Linked DNA regions of Homo sapiens: region 1 is linked to region 2. A link is a loop called in an ENCODE intact Hi-C map of the cell type or tissue named here. Cell type or tissue: PC-9. All regions are shown on one strand.

Region 1 (8,000 bases), 1.2 Mb after region 2:
TAGTTTTCCGTTGTATTACTCTGCATAACTTACTTAACCAGGAATGATTGATGTGTATTTTTCTTCTTTTCAGTGTTTTGCTATCACTAACATGCTTTGATGACATTCTTCAATTCATATCAGTGAGTATATATTTTGAGTAAATCTTTAGAAACTTTATAAACATTCTAGTTTTTAAAATTACTGAAAAATTTATCTTAAGGACATTGAAATCATGTATCCTCCACACCAATCAAAGGTGAGTGTTCCTGCTTCCCCAATACCCCGAGGAAGCTGTAGATTTACTGAACGACTTTTTTATCTTTACCAATCAGGCAGTTGAAATGGCAGTATGTGGCTTTAAATGGTATTTTAAAAAATATTTTAAGTCAGATTGAACATTTTTTCAAAAATTTTAAAATTACTTTCCTTTTAACTATGTTTGGTTGTTACTCATATTTATTCTACCTGAATTTTAATATTTTTTGTCTTAGAACAGCCATTTGTATATTAATAATATAAGCCATTTGTCTGTAGTATTAGATAGAAAATACTTTTTCCTAACCTAATTTCTTTACCATCTTCAGTCATATTTATTGGGTTTATGGGTGTGTGCACATATGTGCACATGCTCGTAAGCATAAGTGTATTTATCGCTCCCCTTAAAAGTTTTTTTTTTTTTTTGAGGTGCTGCTTCTTTTTTTTTTCTTAAATTTGAGACAAAGTCTCACTCTGTTGCCCTGGTTGGAGTGCAGTGATGCAGTCTTGGCTGGCTGCAACCTCCGCCTCCCGGGTTGAAGCGATTCTTCTGTCTCAGCCTCCCTAGTAGCTGAGATTACAGTCATGTGCCTCCATGCTCTGCTAATTTTGTATTTTTGCTAGAGATGGGGTTTCACCATATTGGCCAGGCTGGTTTCAAACTCCTGACCTCAAGTGATCCATCCACCTCAGCCTCCCAAAGTGCTGGGATTACAGGTGTGAGATACCATGCCTGGCTAAGGTGCTACTTCTTAAATTGTTTAATTAATGACAAATCAGAAAATCAGACCGTTCAAAACAATTCTCTTTGCTTTGCTTTGCTTTTACTTTTTAGCTGCAGGGTTTTGCTCTGTTGCTCAGGCTGGAGTGCACTGGTGCCATAATAGCTAACCATAGCCTTGAACTCAAGGGCTCAAACACCCTTCTCAGCCTTTCAAATAGCTAAGACTACAGGTGAGTGTCACCTCACCCAGCTAATTTAATTAATTAATTAATTAATTTTTTATATTGGCAGGATCTCCCCATGTTTATTAGGATGGTCTCAAACTCCTGGCCTCAAACGATTCTACCGACTTGGCCTCCCGAAGGGCTGGGGTTAAAGGCATGAGCCACCATCTTTAGTCTAGAACAGTTTTCAAGTTCACATGGAACAAAACTTCAGTTTTCTTTGTTTTTTTTGGTAAATAAAAGGATAACCAAAGCAAAACTATATTCTATTTTATTTATTTATTTATTTTGGAGACAGGGTCTCCCTTGCCGCTCAGGCTGGAATGCAGCAGAGCGATCATAGCTCACTGTAGACTTGAAGTCCTGGGCTTGAGCAATCCTTCTGCCTCAGCCTCCCAAGTAGCTAGGACAACAGGCGTGCACCACCACCCCAGGGTAATTTTAAATTTTTTTGTAGAGATAGGGTCTCACCATGTTGCTTACTCTAGTTTTGAACTTTTGACCTTAAGCAATCCTCTCTACTCAGCCTCCCAAAGTGCTGGGAATACAGACATGAGTCACAGTGCCCAGCCTATATTCTCTTTCATACTGAACATACTGTACTGATGTTTTGTTAAGATTTGTTTTTCATTAGGAAAATGCTTAGATTCTATCAATGCTGTTAACTTCTGAATCATGTTTCCATTCAAGGAAGGAAAGATTAATTGGAGTTTTATATTCTATAATTTCCACCATTTGTATTAGAAAAATGTACAAAGAACAAATGTAACTTAATCAGAAATATTCAAAACTGTCTACTTATTTTAATATTTTATTTAATATTTTAATTAGCTCACTTTGTAAAAATATTGGCTACTTCAGACACAAAATATTCTTGTAGGGATGTAATTAAATTTTAGTGCTGCTCATTTTTATTCATTAGCAAAGAGGACTTCATTTGAATTTTTATTGGTGAGTTAACTGAGTTAGTCTATGGCATATCCAGCAGCCAGACCGACATCATCATTTAAACATGCCTGTATATATGTTTATTTACAGTGCAGGTTCTGTTACTTGAAGTATATTCAAACATATAATTATTGTTTGAAGAAAGTGTTAAGGACACTGATTTATTTAGTAACCAGCTCTATACCGAAAGCTTTGCAAATGCTCTCTCCTTCTGTACCTCTCTCTGACACTCTCTCCTCTTTTATCTTTTGCTTTATCTGTATATTCTCTTTTTTGTGGGAGGAATTACAAGAGAATTAATCAGAATTTACTATTGGAAGAAGGTGAGAAAATACAAATTTAGTTTTTATATTTTATACTATCATGCTATTTACATTTTTCTTCATAAATATATATTCTTTTCATTTATTTCTAGAAAATATGTTAACAGTGGATTTCCCAGCATGGAGATTATCCATCCCCTCCTTGATTTTTATTCTATAGTAGAGAGAACACAGCAACAGAAAATATGCATTCTTGCAAAAATATTTAAAATCCTGGATCCTATGCCATCATGGTCCATATGGGCATTTGCAGACAGGGAGACAAGGTTCAAGGAAAGTGGTTTATTTGGGAGGTGATCCCAGAGGCACTGGCAGAGGAGCAGGGGAGTGAGACAGAGAAGGAAAGTGCATTGTTTCTCCAATTCACTGGATTTTCATCCCCACTAGGATGAAGCTGTAAGTCAGTGTGGCACATGTGCCTCAGAGTCAACCCATAGGAGGGTACACTGGCGAGGGGTGTGGGGCAGGGAGCTGCTCCCAAGGAGTGTTAACTCTCTGGCCCTTCAAACCTGCCAGAGGTTTGGGGAGAGCAGGCTCTGGCAGCCAGAGAGAATCCTCAGGGAGCAGAAAGCCAGTTGTGCGTGACAGTCATAATGCCCTAGTGGGTACAGGCAGGAAGCTTCAAATCAGCCTCGCATTTTCTGACATGTACCCAGAGCAATGAGCACTCCATCATAGCTTCCTGTGGTCTGAGGCTGTCACTGAGTCTTCTCTCTCTACTGCCCTCATCTGGCCACTACTGACCGTTAGGGGCTGCTCAGGACTTACAGACAGATCCTCTGGAAAAGAGTAACTCCTCTGAGGCCAGCTTGCAGGGCAGATGAACCTCACTTCACCTATGTAGCATTCATTTGTGTTTGCCTACACAGAGGAGTCCGGCTTCTAAAAAACCCCTCAGTTGTCACTGGGAGATGCTCCTCCCTCATGCAAACAGTCTCAGTTTATGTGAATCAGGATGAACACATGCAGATTTCAATCAGTACAGTTTAAATAACGGCAGGTAAGTTCTAAGGTCTTTGTTAAGAATACCAGAAAAGGGGTCCACATCTTTGTTCTTGAGCTGAAGTTGGAAAGATTTTGCCTTTGTTGTCTCTGTTTGCCATTGGGTGACCACAGGGACTCTCTGAGTGTGGGTTAGCACAGTAAAAGAGAGCTGAGTTCGAGAGAGAGGTAAGGTCCTGAGCCATCATTTGGGGGTGTCATCTTTATTCCAGGATTGCTTAAATGCCACACCTACCCCTGGGTTTCTTTAACCTCAGTAGATAAATCAGTTTAAGTAATGCATTTTGTTCATTTGTGTAGATGAGTTTCTAAAATGAAGCATTAGGTGATCAGATCATTTCTGAATAAGGGTAATGAGATATGGGAAAGACTGAAAACAGTATCAACACAATAATGACTGTGTTGAGAAACAGCACTCCTGGATTTGCCAAGGAATTAGAGACGGGACAAGTCAAGTCCTCATTTCTGAAAGATCTGGAAAACACAAGAGGGGACCAAGGAATGCAGGGTTTCTGCTTCAGGAAATAAGCCTGTCAGTTACTTACAACACAGGACCCTCAAGAGAAGAAATCCTGCAAAAACTGAGCTACTAAAACCAAGGATGTCAGCAACATAGATCTTCCTTTCTATTGAGCCTCTCTTTCCGGTTTTCTTGTCATCCTTCTCCCCTTTTCTGCTCTCCAGAACATTATTTGTACCAGGCTATGGGGATGGGCAGAATGCACATAGTTCATCAATATTATTCTTGAATTCTGTATTTATGAATTCACCTACTCTCCAAAATTGATATGTAATCCCCAAATTGATACAGCACTTTTACAGTCACTGGAGATGCGAAAAGTCCAGTGAAAAATTTGTTACCAGAAGTTCACATTCCCAAATGAGATTGAACTCTTCCATTTTGTTTCAGCTCTCATTCTGTAAACAAGTTTTCTTTTAGTGGTCAATTTAGTGCCACATTTTTCCCATTTTTGACTTTCTGTTGATGATTTTGTCATTAAAATGGCCCCCAATCAGAGTGCTAAAGTGCTGTGTAGTGTTCCTAAGAGTAAGAAGGCTGTGATGTGTCTTAGGGAGAAAATGTGTGTATGATAAGGGAGAAAATGTGTGTATAGATGGAAGCTATAGTGCTATTGGCCATAAGCTCAGTGTTAATGCATCAATGGTGTATTACATGAGTTTTCTGTAAATAGAAACATGTAAAACAAGGTTATATATTTATCAGTTGAAAATGTGGGCCAAGCATGGTGGCTCACACCTGTAATCCCAGCACTTTGGGAGGCCAAGGCAGGTGAATCACCTGAGGTCAGGAGTTTGAGACCATCCTGGCCAACATGGCCCCATCTCTACGAAACCCCATCTCTACTAAAAATACAAAAATTAGCCAGTCCTGGTGGCACGTGCCTGTAATCCCAGCTACTGGGGAGGCTGAGGCAGGAGAATCACTTGAACCAAGGAGGTGAAGGTTGCAGTGAGCTGAGATTGTGCCATTGCACCCCAGCCTGGGCAACAAGAGTGAAACACTGCCCCCCACCCCCAACTCCCCCCAAAAAAAGAAAAAGAAAATGTTGTGACCAGAGGTTTGTAGAAATTTCACCCTCCATTTCCCCCAGAAGCAATGGTTCAGCCTTTGCTAATTACATTTTTTAGAATGACTTTATATAGCATAACTACCACAAATAATGAGAATCAATGGTGTCTTTGCTCCTTTATTGATTTAACCTAAGTGTCATTGTTCAAAGTGCACTTGTCTGGATTTAGGCCAACCTGCATCCTCACATGCATCTGCTCATATGTTACTCTATGCACCTCAGTTTCCTACAAATATGAATAATGATACCAACCTGATAGATTTGTTTTGGAGATTAATGTTAGTTAACATAAAGTGCTTATTTCAGTGCCTTGCAATATAAAAAATGCTCAATAACATTATTTTCAGGTGATGCCTTTTTAATTCTAGCACACAAGTGTAAGTGCTCATTATGTTTTTGCTTAAACAGATTTCAGGTAGATCAACCTAGAAGTGGTGCCCCAAGGTGGCTGCTGTTCCTCATATCTCTTTCGGTTTCTTAAAGGGAAGCTATTTTTTTAATGGAGAAGTTGGGTTCCCTTCTCCTGCATCCTGACTATTTTATACCTTTATCAGGTTTCTCAACTTCTTCTGACAGATTTAACTTGACACCGCTCCCCTTACCTCCCTGCTCAGAGCTGTGGGCTATCACGACTGTCATCACTTGGCAGCTTAGCTTGCTGTCCTGGACTGTTCTTTAAGGAATAGTTCAATGAGACTGCAGTGAACTTTTCAGTTTTAGAAAAATCATTAAGTTTTCTTACATGGCAAAAGTAATTTTTTTAAATAAAATGTTTAGTAGTCACCTAGCAAATCCTAAACAAAATCAGGGTGGCATAAACACCTGCCTATTTATTTTGTTTGGAAACTGCTTCAGGAAGTTTTCAGTCTCTTAGACTTTAATTTTAAAGAGGACTCTGGCCATATCTCAGGCTGTCTGTGGGTAGAACATTCTCTTTAACCAACAATACTGAGTGTCAAATTATTATGCTTCTCTCATCCTCCCTTAGAGGCAGGGCCTCTAAGATGGGCAAAAACTTGAGGTTTTGTGACCCCTTTGCGTGTTAATGCCTATTTTGCTTTTTATTTGAAGAAGGAGAAAGACAAAAGGGCTTGGATTTTGCATCCCATGTGTTTTCTGAAAACAGCTTGATTGGAAGTGAGGTGAAGTTTGTCCTGGGGGAGAAATCATTTTTTCTTCTCTATGCATTCCTCCTCCATTTCTGTGGCTCCTCTCCTGTATCCCTCCCTGCTGAGAAATTTGGAAGCATCCTTGTCTCAGGTTTCCCTGTAGGTCAGTGTCTTTCCCTGACACTCCTATCACCCCTACTGAAGAGAAGCTGTCTCCTCTGTTCTATGACCTTAGGGTCCTGTTTCCCATCCCCCCATTTTTCATAATCTTTTTGTTCAGCTTTATTGAGATATAACTGAAGACAATAAAAATTGCATGTATTTAAAGTATACAAGGTGATGTCTTGATATATGTATACATTGTGAAATGATTGCCACAATCAAGCTAATTAACATAACCATCACTTTGTATAGATGCCATTTGTGTGTGCCTGTGTGTGTGTGTGTGTGTGTGTGGTGAGAACACTTAAGATCTACTCTCTTAGCAAATTTCAAGTATACAATACATTTTACCAGCTATGGTCACCATGCTGTACGTTAGATCTCTAAAACTTACTCATCCTGTATAACTGATAGTTTCTTTTCTTTGATCACCATTGTTGGATCTCCGCAATCCCCCACCCTACCCTGGCAGCCACTATTTTACTCTTGCTTCTATGAATTTGACTTACCACATACAAATGATATAATGCAGTATTTAATTTTCTGTGCCTGGCTTATTTCATTTAATATAAGGAACTCAAGTTTCGTCCATTTTGGTGAAAGTAACAGGATTTCTTTCTTTCTTGAGGTTGAATAATATTTCATTGTGTGGGTAAGGGTGTGTGTGTGTCTGTGTGTGTGTACATATGCATGTATATACATGTACATGTATATACATATGCATGTATATACATGTACATGTATATACATATGCATGTATATACATGTACACATCGACATTTACATGAATATATATATTTACATATACACACACAAAATATATACATGTGTCTAATGAATATTATCTATGTATCTGTCCATGAACATTTAGGTTGTTTTCATACCTTGGCTACTGTGAAAAATGCTATAATGAACATGGGAGTGCAGGTATCTCTTCCACACACTGATTTCATTTCTTTTGGATATATACTCAGGAGTGGGATTGCTAGTAGTTCATTTTTAATTTTGTGAGGAATTGTTCATAATGACTATACTAATTTACATTCCAACCTACAATGCACAAGGGTTCCCTTTCCTCCACATCCCTAACAACATTGGTTTTCTTTTGACTTTTTGGTAATAGCCACCCTAACTTGTATGTGATGATATCTCACTGTGGTTTCAGTTTGCATTTTTAGGGTCCTGCTCTTTCTGCCTAATGAGTCCACTTAATTCATGCCAGTTTTCATGGTAATGGACATGAACAGGTTTAATATGTTATCCCATCTGTCAACTTTGCATCTCATTAGGGCCTTTAAGGCTAAACTAATGTGATTAACTAAGTGGTAAATTTTAGAACTATTTACAAAATAGTAAAGGAAATGTTTTTGCCCTGTCTGGAGAAGGGTGGTTCCCTCCCCGTCCCATACCAGGTTTCTGTTACACAACAAAATGTGTAGTAACAATGATATGGTTTTGCTGTGTCCCCACTCAAATCTCATCTTGAATTGTAGTTCCCATAATTCTCATGTGTCATGGGAGAGACGTGGTGGGAAGTAATTGAATTATGGGGGTGGGTCTTTCCTGTGCTGTTCTCATGATAGTGAATAAGTTGCATGAGAGCTGATGATTTTAAAAAGGGCAGTTCCCCTACCCACGCTCTCTTGCCTGCCACCATGTAAGATGCTCCTCATTCTCCT
Region 2 (8,000 bases):
GATGAAGATGGAGAAATAGAAGTTTAAACAGCACAATTTGAAGAGGGGGCAAAAGTAACACTTTGATGAACCTAGACCATATAGACCAGTATAAGGTCAGCAAAGTCTGGAGGACCATGTGCTCTCTCCCTAGATTGGACCAGAAGCCCAGGCTCTACTTTTAGGAAATGGCTCAGAGAGCGCCCACTGAACTTGTCTCTGATGTCTTAGGCAGATCAAATGCTTCTCTGGTCTCTGCTTTCACAGATGGAGGATCAGGGGTGTGTGAGCACCACCCCGCTTGGTCTTGGAGACGGATCAAATCCAGACTGGTGAGTTCCGGGGGCTTGGGCAAAGTGTGGATAGAGTTTCTGAGGGTAGGATGATGAGGACATTTGGCTTGGGGGCTGAGAAGGAACATTTTTCCTGTAAAATTAAATCTTTACTAAGACTACTGCCATTAGGGGCAAGTACTGAAGAAGATCATGTGTTTCAAAGTAAGTAGCCTGACAAGATCTTGTTTGGGTTAAAAATACGTATTTATCTTATTTTCATTTTCAATATCTTATTTTACAGAGTTCTCTATTAAGAGATGCTATGAGTGGCTAGGCGTGGTGGCTCCTGCCGGTAATACCAGCATTTTGGGAGGCCGAGGCAGGTGGATCGCCTGAGGTCAGGAGTTTGAGAGCAGCCTGACCAACATGGTGAATCCCCATCTACTAACAATACAAAAATTAGCTGGGTGTGGTGGCGCATGCCTGTAATCCCAGCTACTCGGGAGGCTGAGGCAGGAGAATTGCTTGAACCTGGGAGGTGGAGGTTGCAGTGAGCTGAGATAGCACCATTGCACTCCAGCCTGGGTGACAAGAGTGAAACTCCATCCAAAAAAAAAAAAAATGCTATGAGTAAACAGCATTGCACCGTTAAGTAGTTTACAGGATCTGTTGAAGAAGACAGGGAGTCTCTTACCAACAACAAAAGGCGTTCCAACGCCTGGAATTCAACCGTATGGATGCACAGTGTGTTCTAGTTATAAAGTGGCTGATTTCAGGTAAAAGGAAAAAGTAAAGGAAAAAATCCTGTAGTGAGTGGGAAATAATAAATGCCTACGAGGCAATCCTTGGCATTCCTTGGCCTGTCACTCCAGTCTCTACCTTCAGCTTCCCATAGCCATCTCCATATTTCTCCTTTTCTCAAATCTCCCTCTCTTTTCTCTTAGAAGGATGCTAGTCATTGAACACAGGGCCTTCCTAAATCTGGATGATCTCATCACAAGAGTCTTTACTTAATTACATCTGCAAAGCCCTTTTCTCCAAATAACATCATGTTCGCAGATACTGAGGGTGGGGCCTGGATACATCTTTCAGGGGCCACTATGAAACTCATTACAAAGGCCTAATTCATTTTTCCTGATTGGCCCACACTGCTTCTCCGTCCTCTGGGATGCTGCAGTACTATTCTGTTTGTGCGCCTGTCTCACAGGAGTGATTAGCAGATCTTTATACTCGGTGTCTCTAGCATGATGCCTGATGTACCATAAGGCTTCAATGTGTTTGTTGAACTTAAGCAAAGCATCGCTTGCATCATGTCCTGAGTGTAAGCCTGGCTCACACTCAGCCGTGATATGTTATTCAGATCACAGCCACTCACGATACTCTGGGAAGTCAGCACGCTCCTACCAAGGCCAGACATCTCTGAACTGGAAAACACTTTACTCAGAGCTACCCATTTTTTTTTATGTCTTATAGAAGGGGCCAAGTGGAGAGGGCAGCTACTCATGTACTCATTTTTATTCATTCGTTTGTTCATCCATTTAAGAAACACTGAACACCTATTCTGAGCCAGGCCCTGCCCCAGGCATTTGAGATACAATGTGTGTATGGTAAAACCCTCAGCATCTGGGCTGGGATTGGAACAAGTGAACACTCAATTTACATTTATTGTGGTCATGGCCTGAGTGTGGAAGGAAGTGTAGAGTGCTGTGAAAGTCCTCAGACAGGCCCCGAACCTAGACTAGTGGTCAGGGAGATTGTCCTGGAGGAAGTGACATAAATACTGAGACTTGGAGAGAGAGGGTGGTCACCTCAAGTGCAGTGGTGGCAGTGGAGAATTTCAGAAATGTAGGTGGTAACATAGGAAAGTTTGTTTTTTTGTTTTTTTTGTTTTTGTTTTTGTTTTTTTAGACAGTGTCTCGCTCTGTCACCCAGGCTGGAGTGCAGTGTGTGATCTTGGCTTACTGCAACATCTGCCTCCTGGGTTCAAGCGATTCTCCTGCCTCAGCCTCCCGAGTAGCTGGGACTACAGGCGCATGCCATCATGCCCAGCTAATTTTTGTATTTTTAGTAGAGACAGGGTTTTGTCATGTTGGTCAGGCTGGTCTCGAACTCCTGACCTCAGGTGATCCACCGCCTTGGCCTCCCAAAGTGCTGGGATTACAGGCGTGACCCACAGCACCCAGCTGCAGGGAGGATTTTAAAGGCAAAAAAAGGGGGACAGGGAGCGGCTGATATAAAATTGTCAGGAATTCTCATTGGTTTATAGAAATAACAGTGATTAATGATTGGCTACACATTGTTAAGTTATAGAGTATGGATTATGGTGTCCATTGTTGCATTGTTAGATAATTTATAGCTACTTATAGCAACAGTAAGCAGTTTCAAGAGATGAATACATAGTTCAAAGGGCATATGCTGGTCTCATTTTAATGTCTCTCTAGGCCTGGTAATTTAAAATAATTTGTGTTGTTCACATGTTAATTTCTTGTCTCAGCCTGCAGAAATGCCTTTTAAAAATGGTCTTGCTCATTAGCTGTGTCTTATTATGAAATTGTGTCATTAGAAGTTGGTCCATCATTCCCAAATTGTGGTCCCCAGATAAACAATATCGTATTCTAGGGGTCAAGGAGAAAACTTCCCCTTTGCCCTCTGAAGGTTTGCTGAAAAATGAACTCACAAAAGGCAGATTAATTAGAGAAAAGGCATACAAAATTTATTAACGTGTACGTGGGAAGGACTACAGTGTGACTGCCCAACCCCGTAATGGAATGCAACTTGAGCTTACAGAAATAATGAAGGCTCACTGCATGGCCGAAACCAGGTTATGGTGGTCAATCAGGTTATAGTGGCAAGACAGGTTATGGGACGGGGAGAAGAAGTGGCTTGTTTAGAAAAGGTGATCTTGTTAGGTAACAAAGTAGCAACCTTCAGAGAGATAGGTGGTAAATGTTTCTTTCTGATGTTTAAAGGTGTCAGACTCTCAGGTAATCTTCCTACATCTGGACAAGGGAGGACCTAGCTGCATTAATGTAGATTCTCTACAGATGCAAATCTTCCCCACTAAAGATAGCCTTGCAGGGCCACTTCTGTTTGCGGGCTCTTTGACAACCATCTATCTCCCAAAATATGTCAAGTAAATATACTTTGGGGTAAAAAATTTTGATTTCCTTCAATAGTATCTGGGAACTCATTAGAAAGTCACATTGTCAGAAAGTGTAGTGATGGGGCCCCCATATTCTGAGCTTTAAAAAGCCCTCCAGAATATTCTGATGCACTTTGATGCAGCTGGAGAGACACTGCCTTGAAGAATTGCATCCTTAGCTAAATACATAGTAAAACCCAACGCAAAGTCAAATAGTATCTAAGTGAAATCAAATCAAAATGCAAATCCCCATGGGGATACTTTGCAGTAGGAATTATTTTTAATAAGATTACAAAGTAAATGAATCAGATTCTTTTTAATGTAACAGCTGACTGACAGCTGGTTTTGACAGGGTGAAAGCCTGTGAGACCACAGAACAGCAAGGCCTTGGCTGGGAATGTGGGGCACACAGTGGAGGAGAACTCGAAGAATGTGTTAGTAGTTTCGTTGCTGTGATTAAGGAAGTTGGCATGTTGCTGCCAATCAAATCTTGTGTTGAGGGGGTGTTTTTAAAATTAGAGATGCCTTTTGGAAAGATTCTCTAGCTCTGGTTCCTGAACACAAGGGGTTTGGTGTTCCTCCATGTAGCCACTAGATGGCAGGCTCACGCCATTTTTCAAGCAGCCAACCCTGTCTAAATTTAGGGGGGGAAATGAGCCTAGGAATTTGAAAAGGGTGCCAGCTTATTCGTTTTTATCCTGCGCGTGGTTTTGACATTCTATTTTTTTGGACTTCATCCATTAATTATGACACTCAAAGTTTTTTGTTCACTGAGAGGCAAAGAGCCAAAGCTTTAATTAAACCCGTGGGGGCACTGCCTTGCGGCAGAGAAGGGTAACTACCATGTGCCAGCGCTTACATAAATTGTTTCATTTAATTCTCACAGCATCCTCATGAAATAAGTGTTGTTATCCACAGTTTTACATAGGAGAAAACTGACGGTCAGAGAGGCTTAGCAAGAGCCCAAGACCACCCAGCTGAAAGGTAGAAATGAATTTGCCAGTAAACCACGCTCATTAAATTCTTGAGGAATAGTCATTGCAATTAGTAGATTTATTGCAATCTTAGGAAAGTACAGCTAGATTCAGCCCGAGGTTTTATGATGAAATGAGAATTATACACGTTTTTTTTTAAAAAAATATATTCTCAGTATTGCAACATTCTAAGTTCCACTGGTTTTATTTGCAGAATGGCATGTTAGCCTTTTCTAGATTTATTATAGAAAATAAATCAGTTTATTTTTATGTTTTTTGAGACAGAATCTCTCACTATGTCGCCCAGGCTGGAGTGGTGGAGAGGCGCAATCTCGGCTCACAGCAACTTCCGCCTCCCAGTTCAAGCGATTCTCCTGCCTCAGCCTCCCGAGTAGCTGGGATTACAGGCACCCACCAGCACGCCTGGCTAATTTTTGTATTTTTAGTAGAGACAGGGTTTTGCCATGTTAACTAGGCAGGTCTTGAACTCCTGACCTCAAGTGATCCGCCCGCCTCGGTCTCCCAGAGTGCTGGGATTACAGGTGTGAGCCACCGTGCTCGGCTGGAAATAAATCAGTTTTAATTAGGATTTAGAAATTAAATCTCTGAATCTAACTGAATGTTAGAATTGTAACCCCTAAGCTCCAAACTGTAATCTATTTGCATAGAAATTTAGGTGTGATTTTCTTGTAGCAGGCACCACTTTCTACTTTGTATTAAAATTGCATCAGTTCCTGAAATCCTCTACTTCCTTGTGAATCCAGGAAGACAGGCTCCTTGCCTGAGTCATTTTTTAATATTTTTGGCTTACGTTGCCTTTATTGATTGTTTTCCCAAAGCATTCAACTTAGTTCTCATAGAAATAGCAACTTTTCTCCCTTTTTGCCCTAAGTTTTCTTTGCCTTGTGTATTAAATTTTACTGTCTAATTACAAACACACTCTTAGTAAGCATGCAACACAGCTGGAGGCAGCAGAAGTGTGTGGGCATTCCAGGAAGTCACATACAAGCCTCAAACATTCAGCCTGCCCTGGCCACTAGTCAGTAGGTTTTGCAGAGGTGCTCGAGAATTTGCATTAATCTACTGAGTCTAGTAAGAGAGTTTCTACTGTATCTGGATTGTGTCTCTCAGATAGGCTGACAAAACCACAAGGTGGAAACCATGAATGGTATTAGTCCATCTCAATAATAAAGCAACATTTGGCTGCCATTTTATCTGTCTGACTTTTCTGAATCAACTGATATCTCGGCATCATATAGAGGCACCTTTGTGTGTGTGTGTGTGTGTGTGTGTGTGTGTGTTTGAGACAGAGTTTTGCTCTGTTGCCCAGGCTGGAGTGCAGTAGCACGAACTTGACTCACTGCAACCTCCCGCCTCCCAGGCTTAAGTGATTCTCCTGCCTCAGCCTCCTGAGTAGCTGGGATTACAGGAGTGTGCCACCACGCCTGGCTAATTTTTTGTATTTTTAGTAGAGACAGGGTTTTGCCACATTGCCCAGGCTGGTCTCGAACCCCTGAGCTCAGACAATCTGCCCGAGAGGCAACTTGTTGGGAGAAATAACCAGTTTGAATGAGAGATCCTGTAAGGATTGGTTGATCTTCTTGGGGAAGAAAAACTAAGCAAAATAATTAACCACGTGAAGAAACGATTTAACAGACACTTCTCTTGTCAGGCAAGGGAAGTAATGTTTATTGAGCTCCAATTTTATGCTGTGCACTGAGTCAGAGATTGCACACATGCCACCTGATTCGCTCCTTACAACAGTATGATAAATTAAAAATTCTTATTCCCATTTTACCGATAAGGAAACTCAGTCTCAGAACACTTTCAGTAACTTACATGTGATAAAACAGGTAGTAAGTGGCAGGAAGTTATCAGGAAGAGTGTGTGTAATCAGGGCTGGGGCAACACTGGTGCAAAATAATTTATGATAAGTGAAACATCTACAATTTTCGTAAGAACAGGATCAGTAATAACGTTGTGCTGAACCATACTGGAGCCCGAAGCCAAGGGAATTTTTTGATGCCCCTTAAATTCTGTGCCAAGACAGGAGCCTCATTTGCTTCGCCCTAGGCCCAGCCCTGCAAATACTACAAAGTGCTTGTTCAGAAAGCTTTTTTCCAACATTTATCTAATAACAATTTATTGACTGGCTACTGTGCACCCGTCACTATGATCGGGTTTTGAAACAAAACATTAAGTTAGAATGTACCTGATTTCTGCTTTCCTGATACTTGTGGAACACCCTGCTCAAAGCTGGAAAGTATTATTATACAATAGATGACTCTTAGCTGGAAAGTATTATTAGATAATAGATGACTCTTAGTCACTTACTCCTTTGTTGTAGATAAGGAAAATGTGGCAAACTAGAGCCATGGAATTGGACTTTCATGGCCCCCATGTCTCTGCTGAATTTTGTAACTTCAGAAAACAATTTGTAGATTGAGATCACAAAGTCTTATGTTTGATGTGTTGAATAAACCATGTTCTTCAAGATCTTCTCTTTCATTAGTATCCCTTGACCAGGCAGATTGGAATATTGTCCTAATCATGGAGACCATACGTTATCTTTCAGTTTCATAGTGATTACAAGCATGAGTTTTGGCACAGCCAGACTTGAGTCTGTGAGTTATTAAGAACAATTGGGGCCTGGTGTGGTGGCTCAAGCCTGTAATTCCAGCACTTTGGGAGGCCGACGCGGGTGGATCATGAGGTCAGGAGATCAAGACCATCCTGGCTAACAGTGAAACCCTGTCTCTACTAAAAATCCAAAAATAATTAGGTGGGCATGGTGGCATGTGCCTGTAATCCCAGCTACTCAGGAGGCTGAGGCAGGAGAATCCTTTGAACCCGGGAGGCAGAGATTGCAGTGAGCCGAGATTGCGCCACTGCACTACACTCCAGCCTGGGCGACAGAGGGAGACTCCGTCAAAAAAAAAAAAAAAGAAAAAAGAAAAATAAATAAATTAAAAAAAGGACAACTGGTATCCCAGTTCTACTGGTAACTTTGGAGAACTTATTTAACATCTCTGTACTACTGTTTCATCAGTAAATGGTGGGTAATAAGAGTAGTAAGCTAAACTATATCAGGTGCTTACAACAATTCATGGTACATAGTAGGTGCTTAATATAAGTGAGCTTCTACTATTATAGTAACGGCCGCAATAGTTCTGTCACTAACTCTGTGATCCTCTGTAAATTACTTGGCTTATGTAAGCTTTAGTTATCTCAATTGACAAATGAAAGAAAATAATTGTACCTACCTCCTGAGGCTCTTGTGCTGACTAAGGCAGAGAATAAATGAAGATCACTTGGCTTGGCATATAAATGCTTGGAAAAATGTTAGCTCTTTTTTTTTCTAAAATGACTCTTTTAAACTAAAGATCCTTCAAAATTCAATGGCAGTTATAGATCATTCATCTTCTGTACTTGATGTTGTTCATAGTGCCTGGGACATAGCAGTACTCAATAAATCTTTGATGAAAGCATACAGAAATAAATAACGTTAGAGACATAAAAGCCCATAAGTAGCTGAGGTGTGCACGCAACGGTGAAGTAAGTAAAGGTCATTTCGTTTTGTGTGTGTGTGTGTGTGTGTGCGCACGCATGTGTGTGTAAGGAGGGAGGGGG

Evidence for each region. Peaks named below come from ENCODE experiments on the same cell type or tissue, not always from the same donor. Only the 100,000 strongest peaks of a DNase experiment are listed, where the experiment ranks them.
Region 1: a loop joins it to region 2, with 8 times the contacts of the local background. A loop is called at or near these places in 9 of 110 quality-filtered maps.

What each region holds. Positions count from the first base shown.
Region 1 is chr5:162,204,349-162,212,348 of GRCh38, reverse strand. No RefSeq gene overlaps it. Among named protein-coding and RNA genes, the nearest start is that of GABRG2, 140 kb to the right of the region's middle. In PC-9, a CTCF peak has its summit at 3,184 (motif pointing left); no DNase peak of the experiment used is centred here.
Region 2 is chr5:163,404,630-163,412,629 of GRCh38, reverse strand. It overlaps LOC105377700 (a long non-coding RNA gene), which reads left to right. Exons shown (of 4, transcript XR_002956233.2): 1 at 1-311. Among named protein-coding and RNA genes, the nearest start is that of CCNG1, 29 kb to the left of the region's middle. RefSeq lists a silencer at 5,382-5,581. In PC-9, CTCF peaks have their summits at 3,805 and 4,008 (motif pointing right); DNase peaks (open chromatin) are centred at 3,079, 3,979 and 5,129; H3K4me3 peaks cover 574 bases; H3K27ac peaks cover 2,564 bases.